2 separate regions of the Homo sapiens genome follow, and region 2 is linked to region 1. A link is a loop called in an ENCODE intact Hi-C map of the cell type or tissue named here. Cell type or tissue: gastrocnemius medialis. All regions are shown on one strand. Region 1 overlaps ABLIM2 (actin binding LIM protein family member 2). Region 2 has its middle 10 kb from the start of SH3TC1.

Evidence for each region. A loop is a pair of places that touch in the nucleus more often than their neighbours do. Peaks named below come from ENCODE experiments on the same cell type or tissue, not always from the same donor. Only the 100,000 strongest peaks of a DNase experiment are listed, where the experiment ranks them.
Region 2: it touches region 1 in a loop (12-fold over the local background); 1 of 110 quality-filtered maps calls a loop at or near these places.

What each region holds. Positions count from the first base shown.
Region 1 is chr4:8,099,370-8,104,369 of GRCh38, forward strand. All of the region lies in intron 2 of ABLIM2 (actin binding LIM protein family member 2), which reads right to left. Among named protein-coding and RNA genes, the nearest start is that of ABLIM2, 57 kb to the right of the region's middle. RefSeq lists enhancers at 3,949-4,660, 4,661-5,000. In gastrocnemius medialis, no CTCF peak of the experiment used is centred here; DNase peaks (open chromatin) are centred at 102, 682 and 2,092; H3K27ac peaks cover 5,000 bases.
Region 2 is chr4:8,186,838-8,191,837 of GRCh38, forward strand. It overlaps a transcript of SH3TC1 not described here. Among named protein-coding and RNA genes, the nearest start is that of SH3TC1, 10 kb to the right of the region's middle. RefSeq lists enhancers at 982-1,508, 3,085-3,610, 4,663-5,000. In gastrocnemius medialis, no CTCF peak of the experiment used is centred here; DNase peaks (open chromatin) are centred at 1,457, 2,084, 2,404 and 4,714; H3K27ac peaks cover 3,950 bases.

The DNA.
Region 1 (5,000 bases):
CGTGAGCTGTTCCTTGAAGGAGAAACATGTGGCAGTGGTTCTGGTGCCCCACTCCAGTGCTGTGAGTCCACTCCCGGGAGCACCAGGCAAGTGAGCATGTCCAGCCCCAGCCGTTATCTGGGAGGTTGCTGGTCAGATTCTAGCTGTCCTGAGTATGCCAAGGTCACCACAAGGTGGTTAAAACCCAGACCTCTGACTGGGCACGGTGGCTCACACCCGTAATCCCAACACTTTGGGAGGCTGAGGCAGGCAGATCACGAGGTCAGGAGATCGAGACCATCCTGGCTAACATGGTGAAACCCCGTCTCTACTAAAAATACAAAAAATTATCCGGGCGTGGTGGCGGGCGCCTGTAGTCCTGGCTACTCGGGAGGCTGAGGCAGGAGGATGGCATGAACCTGGGAGGCGGAGCTTGCAGTGATCCGAGATCGCGCCACTGCACTCCAGCCTGGGTGACAGAGTGAGACTCCATCTCAAAACAAAAAACAAAACAGCAACAACAAAAACCCCAGGCCTCTGTGTGCTAAAAATAAAATGTTCAAGTTCCCTGGTCATTTTAGAAATCCTTATGGAGACAACACATTGTTCTTATATTGCATTTTGCAATTTATCAAACTAGCACAGACACTGGCAGGAGGCAGGGCAGGTGGGGGTGATGGGAGCACCATCCTTTGGGCACACGCTGTGTTCATTTACGAGAAACAGGCAGGAGAGGGTGGCGGCTGGGGGGAAAAGATGAATCAACATCACTTTCTGGAATATCATTTGGCACTGACTCTAAGGAATGTGAAAACTTTTCCCGCCCTTTGACCCAGCAGTCCCTCTCCTGGGATTGTCCCAAGGAAATGACCATGACTGTCACAGAAATTCAGTTGCAACAATGTTCCCTGCATTATGGGTACAGTAAAATGTTGTAAATAGATGCCTGGGCTTTAGAGTCAGGCAGCCTGGGCTTGAGTCCTTGCTTCTTCCACTTCCCAGCTGTGTGACCTTGACCAAGTTACTTACCCTCTCTGAACCTCAGAGTCCTCATGTGTAAAATAGAGTTAGCAATACTGATCTTGCATGGTGGCTGTAAGAAATCAGTGAGATGAAGGCAGGGTGCGGTGGCTCACACCTGAAATACCAGCACTTTGGGAGGCTGAGGGGGGCGGATCACCTGAGGTCAGGAGTTCGAGACTAGCCTGACCAACATGGAGGAACCTCGACTCCACTAAAAATGCAAAACTAGCTGGGTGTGGTGGTGCATGCCTATAATCCCAGCTACTCGGGAGGCTGCGGCAGGAGAATCACTTGAACCTGGAAGGCGGAGATTGCGGTGAGCCAAGATCGCGCCACTGCACTCCAGCCTGGGCAACAAGAATGAAACTCCATCTCAGGAAAAAAAAAAAAAAAAAAAAAAAGAAATCAATGAGATGAGGTCTAACAAGCTGATTAGCCCAGTGTCTGCCTGGAAATGATGTTGACATCCAACAGTGCAAGAGTGACGACTACATTTACTGTGGGGCATGCATTGGAAGGAATTTGGGAGGATATTGACATGAATGTGAGGAATCTGCATGGTGAGGAAAGTGCCCACACACTAAATTGAAGCGAACGAATCAGGTATACGGCATGCCTTCACATTTTAAAGAGACTCAGACCAGGGGAAAGCTGGGAGGAATATACACCCAGATGGGAACAGGGACCACCCAAGGTGCTGTCCACCCGCTGCTATTTTTCTATATTGGTGAGTGGAAGACGGAGATGCCAATTCACATCAAAACACAAGAAAACAGAGAACCCCAGGGGCCTGAGTGAGCCTTAACCTGGGCGAGGGCTCCAGGGCTGGCCGGGCATCGCAGCTCCGAGTCTTGGCCCAGCCCGGCTCAGGATCCCCTTCTGTGAATAACAGGGGGATGAGGCAGACGTCATCTGAGATTCCTCCTGCCGGGACTTTCACAACTCTGCCATGTGATCTTGACACTCGTGCCCTGTGCGGCTTAGGCTGTGCGGAACAAGGAGTGCCCTGGGCCAGGGCCAAGGCCCACCTGTCTAGAGCTTCCCTTTGATGCTGGAGGCCCAGGGCTGTTTCTCATAAACGCCTGGAACGCCCAGGAAGCACGTGTGCAGGCATCTTGCACCATTCCTTCATTCCTCCCAGACCGCCTAGAACAGGCGGCTATTTATAGTCCCAGATGGATGCATCCTCAGGGACAACTCCACCTGCCTTACATGCGCAGCTCACGGGCTCTCCTCCCGGACACACGTCCTTCCCTCCCTGCCTGTTTTCTTGGCTCTTGCTAACATTGTGGACTTGCTCAGTTCCACTTCCAATAGGACCAGAAAATGCCCGCTCTCCCGAGGGCACACATGGGTGTGGCCTCATCTTTTCATCATTGCATTAACAACACATCACAGTTAAAACATATTCCCAAAGCACAGAGCTCAGCCACCCTTTGAAGGCCAAGTAAACCAGATTTGTTTTTCCAGGCATTCTGTGCTATGCGTTTGACGTATTTATGTTCTGCATGTATTCCCATTTGTAGAGTAAGGACAGAGCCAGCTGGATCTCAAAGACATCCAGAATGAGACACCTTCACACCCCTCATCCCAGCCGCCATTGGCTCCAGCCTAGGTGCCCGCACCTGCCTCTAGCCTCCTCCCGACTCCCACCCTGGCCTCCCTGCACAAGCAAGCACCCAGAGATCCATGGAAACCTACAAGGATGGAGCAGGACCCTCCTCTGTGTTTCCTTGCTAGTGTCAAAGCCACGGTCTTTGCAGGGATGTAGAGGCTCTATCTCCCTAATCCCCTTGGTCATTCTGCTTCAGCCACATGGGCCTCCTGCTGTTTCCCAAGCCTGCCTGCTTCCGGGTCTCTGCACTGGCTGTTCCCTCTGGTGGGAATGCTCTTCCCTCATTAACTTCCTCACCTCCTTCCACCAGGCTTTGCCCAAAGGTCACCTCCTCCGTGAGGCCCAGCCTGACCACCCAGTTTGCATCTTTCCTTCCCTAGCAGGGCTCACTTTCTAGCACATGATGAAATTTGCTTATTTATTCTTTATCATGTTTATTATCTGTCTCCTTGCATTAGACCTGGTCCCCATCCCCATAACGGGATGTCTGTCTTGTTCATGGCTATCTCCCAAATACCCTGAACAGTGCCTGGCACATAGTAGGTGCTCAATAAATAGTTATTGAATGACTTTTACTTAGAAAAACTGGGTTGAGACACCTGCCTAAGATCCACATGAGCTGTGGGTGGCAGAGGTGGAATTCGAATGCCCAAGCCTGGGGCAGCCACGGACAAGAGGATAATCATATGATTTCACAGATTTTCCCAGGTAAACTGAGGCACAAGTAAGTGCCTGGGTAGTGGGAACCCAACACAGTAGGAGCTCTTGAATTGTCTTCCCTGCTAACAGATCCTGCTTTGGCTCAACTGGTAATGTGCCCACCTGAGGACGGCCATGATTGGGCTAAGTCAGCCACGAGCCCCCCGTTCCTCTTTGCCGGTGGGGGTGAACGTGTGACCGAGTTCTGGCCAATGAGTCATATGGGGAGTCTATGGGGACTTCAGGAAAGGGTTCTCCTCCCTAATGAGAGGGAGGGTTATGCGAGGAGACAGGCTTTGCCTGTGCACATCTCCAGGCTGCATGCCATGCGGTGAGAACGTGATGTTGGAGCAACGGCAGCCATCTGAGACCATGAGGAGAGGCACTGCTGACACGCACAGGGTGCAGTGTGGGAGAGGGAACATTTGGGCATCCATCATGACCCTGGTGAGTTGTTTAATTAGCCAGCCCTGGGGTAGGGGTGTGGGGCTACCTCCAGACTTCGTGTTAAGATGACAAATATCCATGTTGGATATTTATGAGTTGGGTCTTCTTTTTATTCATCCCAAAGCACCCTCAATGATTCATACGCTGCACTCTCATGAGAGCCTGGAGAGAAGATTAATGCAAGACTGCAAGGTCCTCATGCTTAAACAAGTGCAGCTCATTTGAAAGCTTGCAGGAAATCGTAGTTACTCCATGCCATTCTCCAGCACAGAGGCCACCCACTGAAGGCAGAGCTTTCCCAGGAGAAGGGGTGGTCACTGCCCTGGCTGCCACATCTGCAGGGCCAACAGGCCTGGCACAGGTGCCTGGCACAGAGTGAGACTCTAACTGGCTGTGGGTGGGTATGTGGTGGATCTTGGCACTGGGCCTGCCCTCAGACCCCTGCTACTGCTGGAGTCCATGGTCACTAATCATCTTGGGTGATGGAGTGTGAGTCCCCAGCCCTGGGTCAGCCTGCCATTGACACTGTCTCATCCCATCGCCTGTCGCTGGCGAGGAAGAGGTTATGGTTATTCCCACATCCACTGAAGGAGGCTGAAATGGCCTGCCCAGGTGACAGAGGAGGGGGACCCGGGGCAGTTTCCGCCAGCTATGAGTCCGCTGGGTCACAGGAGGTGATGAGCTTGACTCGGGTCTGATGCATTTTGCTGCATGCCCAAGGTCTGTGCTTATGGAAATCCTTTCAAATAAAGTGCAAGCTTCCCCTTTGTCTTTTAAAATAGGCTTTTAAAAAGAGGCATCTAATGGATTTTGCTTTCCAGAAATGTGGCAAATGTATCTTCAGGGAGAGCTGAAAAAATTGCACCAGCTAAATCCCACGATGCCCTGGAAAGCCCTAATGAAAAGCATGAAATCCACTAGCTGCAGGGAGAGAAAGGCCAGGGTGGAGGCCACCCCTTCTCCCAGGCAATCGCTCCCTGGCGCTGACACGCCCCCTTTGCTTTGCAGCCTGGGCGGGGGATCCCGAGGCTCAGGAAGGCAGGTGGACCACCTGCTTGTTTTTGGAAATGTGGGAGGATGGAGGCCGGCCACACTCACACCCACAGCTCGTGCACTCACTCCCAGAAAACAAATCCTTCCCCGCGTGTGCCGGAGAGCGTGCTGTTCACTTCGTTGTTCTTCCAAAGTAGCCCCCAGAACTGCCATCCTGGGGGTGTCCCTGGGTCCCCCCATGAGG
Region 2 (5,000 bases), 87 kb after region 1:
GGAGGCTGAGGTGGGAGAATCGCTTGAACCCAGAAGGTGGAGGTTGCAGTGAGCCGAGATCATACCACTGCACTCCAGCCTGGGTGACAGGGCAAGACTACGTCTCAAAAAAAAAAAAAAAAAAGGACATGCTCCTGTAGGCACATTGCTGTGCCTTTGCCCATTCTGGGACTCCTGCCCGACTTCCCTTGCCCTCTCTGACACCTGCCATCCTTCAAAGCCCTGCTCAAATGTCACTGCCTCCAGGAAGCCTTCCCTGACTGCCAGGCACAGTTAATATCCTCACTCGTACCCTCTGCCACCCAACGCCACTCCTGTTCCACACTATCAGTTGGATTTGTCTGACGTGTTTCTCATATTAGACAGGGGATATGGGTTTGGGGGAGGAAGACCACGACAGCAAAGTGCACTCCTGCTCCCATCTTAGCAAGGACACCTGCTATCAACAGGCTTTGTCATTGATGCTGTTGACCCTGGTCACCTGGCTGAAGGGTGTTGGTTGGGTTTCCCCATTTCCACACTATCCTCTGTGGAAGGACGCCACCATGCGCATCCCACAATAAAGGAGTGGGGGTCATGCTCCGCCCACCAGCCTAAGTTAGTTGGAATTCTTTTGCCCGGGGGGGTCTGTCTGTCTCTTCTCCCCCATTTACCCAGCTATCCCATGACTTATTTGTACTGGTGTGGACTCATACATATTTGTTTTCTTTTCTTTTCTTTTTTTTTTTTTTTGGAGATGGAGTCTTGCTCTATCACCAGGCTGGAGTGCAGTGGCGTGATCTCAGCTCACTGCAACTTCCGCCTTCTGGGTTCAAGCAATTCTTCTGTGGCAGCTGCCCGAGTAGCTGGGATTACAGGCACGTGCCACCGCGCCCATCTAATTTTTGTATTTTTAGTAGAGACGGGGTTTCACCATATTGGCCAGGCTGCTCTTGAACTCCTGACCTTGTGATCCACTTGTCTCCGCCTCCCAAAGTGCTGGGATTACAGGCGTGAGCCACCGCATCCGGCCTACATATTTGTTTTCTACATGGGATTGACATTACCACTGCTTTACCTGTGTTTTGTTGCTCACTTTGTCCCAGTTTTGGCCACTGGGAGCTCTTTCAGTTGATTCCTGTCTCCCTTTGTCACAGTTCCATCATTTCGGGGATCTATTGATCCATTTAACTATTGGTCGGTTGATGGATCACACTTCGTTACTTCCTGATGCGACAAGACACTCCACGCCCACTGTGTTTATTTCCTGCCAGGGAATGTATTTCACAAATATTTCACGTGTGGAGGCTGGCGCAGAGCCCCTCCTCCAGGCAGCCTCCCCAGCTCTCTACGGGCAGGACTGGGGCTGTGCAGTGCTCCCCTTTCCCAACCCCTCTGCAATGGCTGCTCTGGCCGAGCTGTCCCATCTGGCTCCATGGCTGTCTCCACCATGAGGCCGAGTCTGGGCTCTCTAGAGGGCAGTAGGCATCTGACTCATCCATGTCGGATGCTGAGCCAGGCCCAGCATCGGGCAGGCAGGTTGGATCTGGGCAACACCGCCTGCTGACCCTGCCCCACTGAATAATAATGACGACGACTGCTCTCCTTTGTGGGACCCCTCCCCTACGCTGGCAGGTGTTGGGCCTGGGCAGGGCCGTAAAGCAGCTCCCCAAGGTGCTTCAAACCTAGGCTTCAGAATCTGCTCTCCATCATTGGGTTGCACCCCAGCATGAGCTATGTGGGCCAGTGGGGGAGTTTCCCGGTCCCCCCTCTGTGGTACCTGGACCGCTACGCTACCCTTGGTGAGCAGGGGAGGGCTATGCCAGGGTAGAAGGGGTGAGGGATATATCCATCCTGCAGCAAGCAAGTGAGGGGAGACCCCGGGACCCACACCTGGCTGGACACCAAAGTGGTGGGCCACGCCCCTGTGACGCCACCTGGGAGACACCCCAGCGGGTTAGCAGGCATGTGAGGTAGCAGCTGTGGATGTTGGCCCAACAAGGGGCTGCTGCCTGGAGCCTGCACTGGGTACCCGTCACGAGGCAGCCACCTCCTCCCTGTCTCTCCGGTGTCCCAGGGGGAGGTGCAGCCAGTGCTGTAGCCAGATCCTGCCGGGCACTGCTCACAGGCACACGTGGCTCGACACATGAGGCGGGAGAGCTCAAACCTCACCTAGGGCAAGTCCGTGCCTGCTGCAAGCCGGTGGTTCCCTCCCACCCAGCTGCCCACACAGCTTTGCCTCAGCAGAAGTGCACTTGACTGGGCTCTGCCCCCTTCTGCGTGTCTGGCAGAGGTGAACCCGGCTCGGAATACATGGGGCTGTTGGCTCCCACCTGGCTTGGGCAGCCCGGCCCCCTGTCACTGGCACTTGGTTTGTTAGTCATTCAGCAAACGCTTGCAGAGTGTGGTGCTGTGCTGGGCACGTGGCCCACAGAGAGCAAGGCCCGCCAGTCTCCTCGCTGGAGGAGCCCGCAGTGCAGGGGACCTGCCTAGGAAGCAAGTGGTGGTGACAGATGATGGCCCCAGTCCCAGGAGGGGCGGAGCATGCTGAGTCTTTCCAGGGCGCAGGGCAAGGGCTGGCCGGGCCGGCGGCCGGGGTAGGCCTCTTTGAGGAGGCAACACACCGCCGTCACAGCCTGGAGGAGAAGGGGTGCCAGGAAGGAGTGGTGTGCAGAAGCCAGGGCAGGCATTGGGGGTGTGGGACAGCACAGGGTGGCCAGGGCCCCGCCAGGGGTGGGAGAGGGGAGAGCAGGGTGAGGCTGGCAAGGATGGCTTGGATGTAACCAGGTGGGGAAAGAGAGGGGTCATGCGCCAAGTGCCCTGTGGTGCCATCTGCTAAGATTCAGGGCCGGCGGGGGGCAGTAGGTGTCCAGTTCTGGCTGGGTGGTGTCTGGGCTGGCTACTGGCCATCAGAGAGGCAGACGGTGGCACTGGCACAGGCCCTCATTCTGAGCTGCAGCCTGGGGACCTCAGTGAAAGCAGATGGCTCTGAAGACCCCGCCGGCGTGAGCTCCCCGCACAGAGTGTGGCCCTTAGAGAAGGCATGACCTTTAGGGAGGAGGAGGCTGGGAAACGGGAGGTGTCCAAAGGGTGTGGTCAGCGGGTGGACCAGTGGCCCAGAGAGACATGGAAGAGGGAGCCGGGAAGGGACTGCTGGGCTTGGCCACGTGGAAAACACTGGTGACCTGTGCCTGGGTAGTTTTGGGGAGCGCGGCGTGGGTGCGTTGATGCGAGGCCAGGAAGTAGGGCCTGGAAAGTAGCACTTGAGGTTTTGCTGGGAGGCGGCAGCACTGGCCGCAGGTGCCTGCGATCACCAGTGTGCTCCCCGTGACATCTGGCCCAGTCCAGGTGGGTAGCAGGGAGTCTGCAGGAATCCCCCTTGGAGCCCTCCTCCCCTCTGCCTGCTGTGACCTCAGCCTCGGAGCCTCGAGCTCCCAGGAGATGGCTCCCAGCTGGGAGGACTTCACTCCTTCGGCGGAGTTGGGGGACTGTGTGCTTGGGTTGGGTTAATGACTGTGTAAGCCAAGGTCAGGATCAACCCCCATCACTGGGCTCTGCAGAATGCCAAAATTCCAGCTGGGGTCCCACCCCTGATTCAGGAAAGTTGGGGCTCTGAGGAGTTCGGGCCTATGGGATTGGAGGTCCTGGGGGGACTCATCTGTAAGCTGGGATCTGATGTCCCCGGGCTCTTGGGAGAATGGCAGCCTTGCAGCCCCTGCTGTGTGCCCTCATCTGGGACCTTCTCCTCTGTGCACTCTCTCGGTCACCCACACCCCACCAGCCGGCTGGTCCACAGGGTGTTTCTGAGGCTTGGCCTCTTCTGGCTCTGTGATCTTTTTTTGGAGACAGAGCCTGGCTCTGTCGCCCAGGCTGGAGTGCAGTAGTGTGGTTATCGCTCGCTGCAGCCTCCAACTCCTGGGCTCAAGCAATGCTCCCACCTCAGCCTCCCGAGCAGCTGGGACTACAGGCACGCACCACCATGCCCAGCTAATTTTTTTGTATTTTTTGTAGAGACGGGTTTCACCATGTTGCCCAGGCTGGTCTTGAACTCCTGGACTCAAGCGATCCTCCTGCCTCGGCCTCCTAAAGTGCTAGGATTACAGGCGTAATCCACTGCGCCCAGCCCTGGCTCTGTGATTTTACCCTCTCCGCACCTCTGTTCCTTGTGGTTTTAAAGGTGGAGATGCTGAGGACTGGCGGGAGCTGCAGGGCTGCTGTGGGGGCTCCTATGTAGGCAGTGAGGGCTCTTTGGTCAGCTTCCTCCAAGGAAGGAAGGTCCCTCTTCTGAAATCTCCTCTGGGGAAACAGCTCGCTTCCCTCACCACCCCCAGATGAGGAGCACTGTGCTAAGGAGTCTCAGGCACCTGGTCAGCAGGTCAGGCAGACCCAGGGAGAAGGAAGGACTGTGGACCTGCTGGGCCGCAGAGTCAGCGATTCCCTGGGCTCCAGGCTGACGCCTGCCCCGACAAATCAGGACATTCCGGCCAGTTCGGGGGTGGGTGTCTTCAGTTCCAGCCCAGGCACGAGAACTGCTGACCACTTCCTGCAGGCCTCCGACCCGGCGGCCCAGCCACCCATCCGGCTGGGGTGGCCATCAGTCATCTGGAAAGCCTATGAGCCCCGTGTCCTCGTTTTGCAAAGAGCAGTTCCTGAAATCATGGGGCCTAGAGCTCTGCTCTTCTGATCAGGGGCCGGTTTCAGCAGCAAAGGCCAGAAATAACACATGGTGTGAGCGCTGCTGAATAGGGCACCGTCCTAGCCCTTTCCGGGGGATGACTCATCATGCTACCATTCCAGCACCAGCTGGTACGGGGCTCCAGGCTAGCGGCTTATCATGCCGGCCCGGATACACCCGTCCTCAAACTTGGGTGCGCAGAGGAATCAACTCAGGAAGGAACCTCAGGAGAGATTTGTGCAGGTCCTTCCCCCCATTCTTGGGTCTGAGTAGGGCTTGATAATGCCTTGGGAGGTGTGCGGGGCCATCTTTGCTTGTTTGTGTTTCTGGGAAACACTGCGTTCAG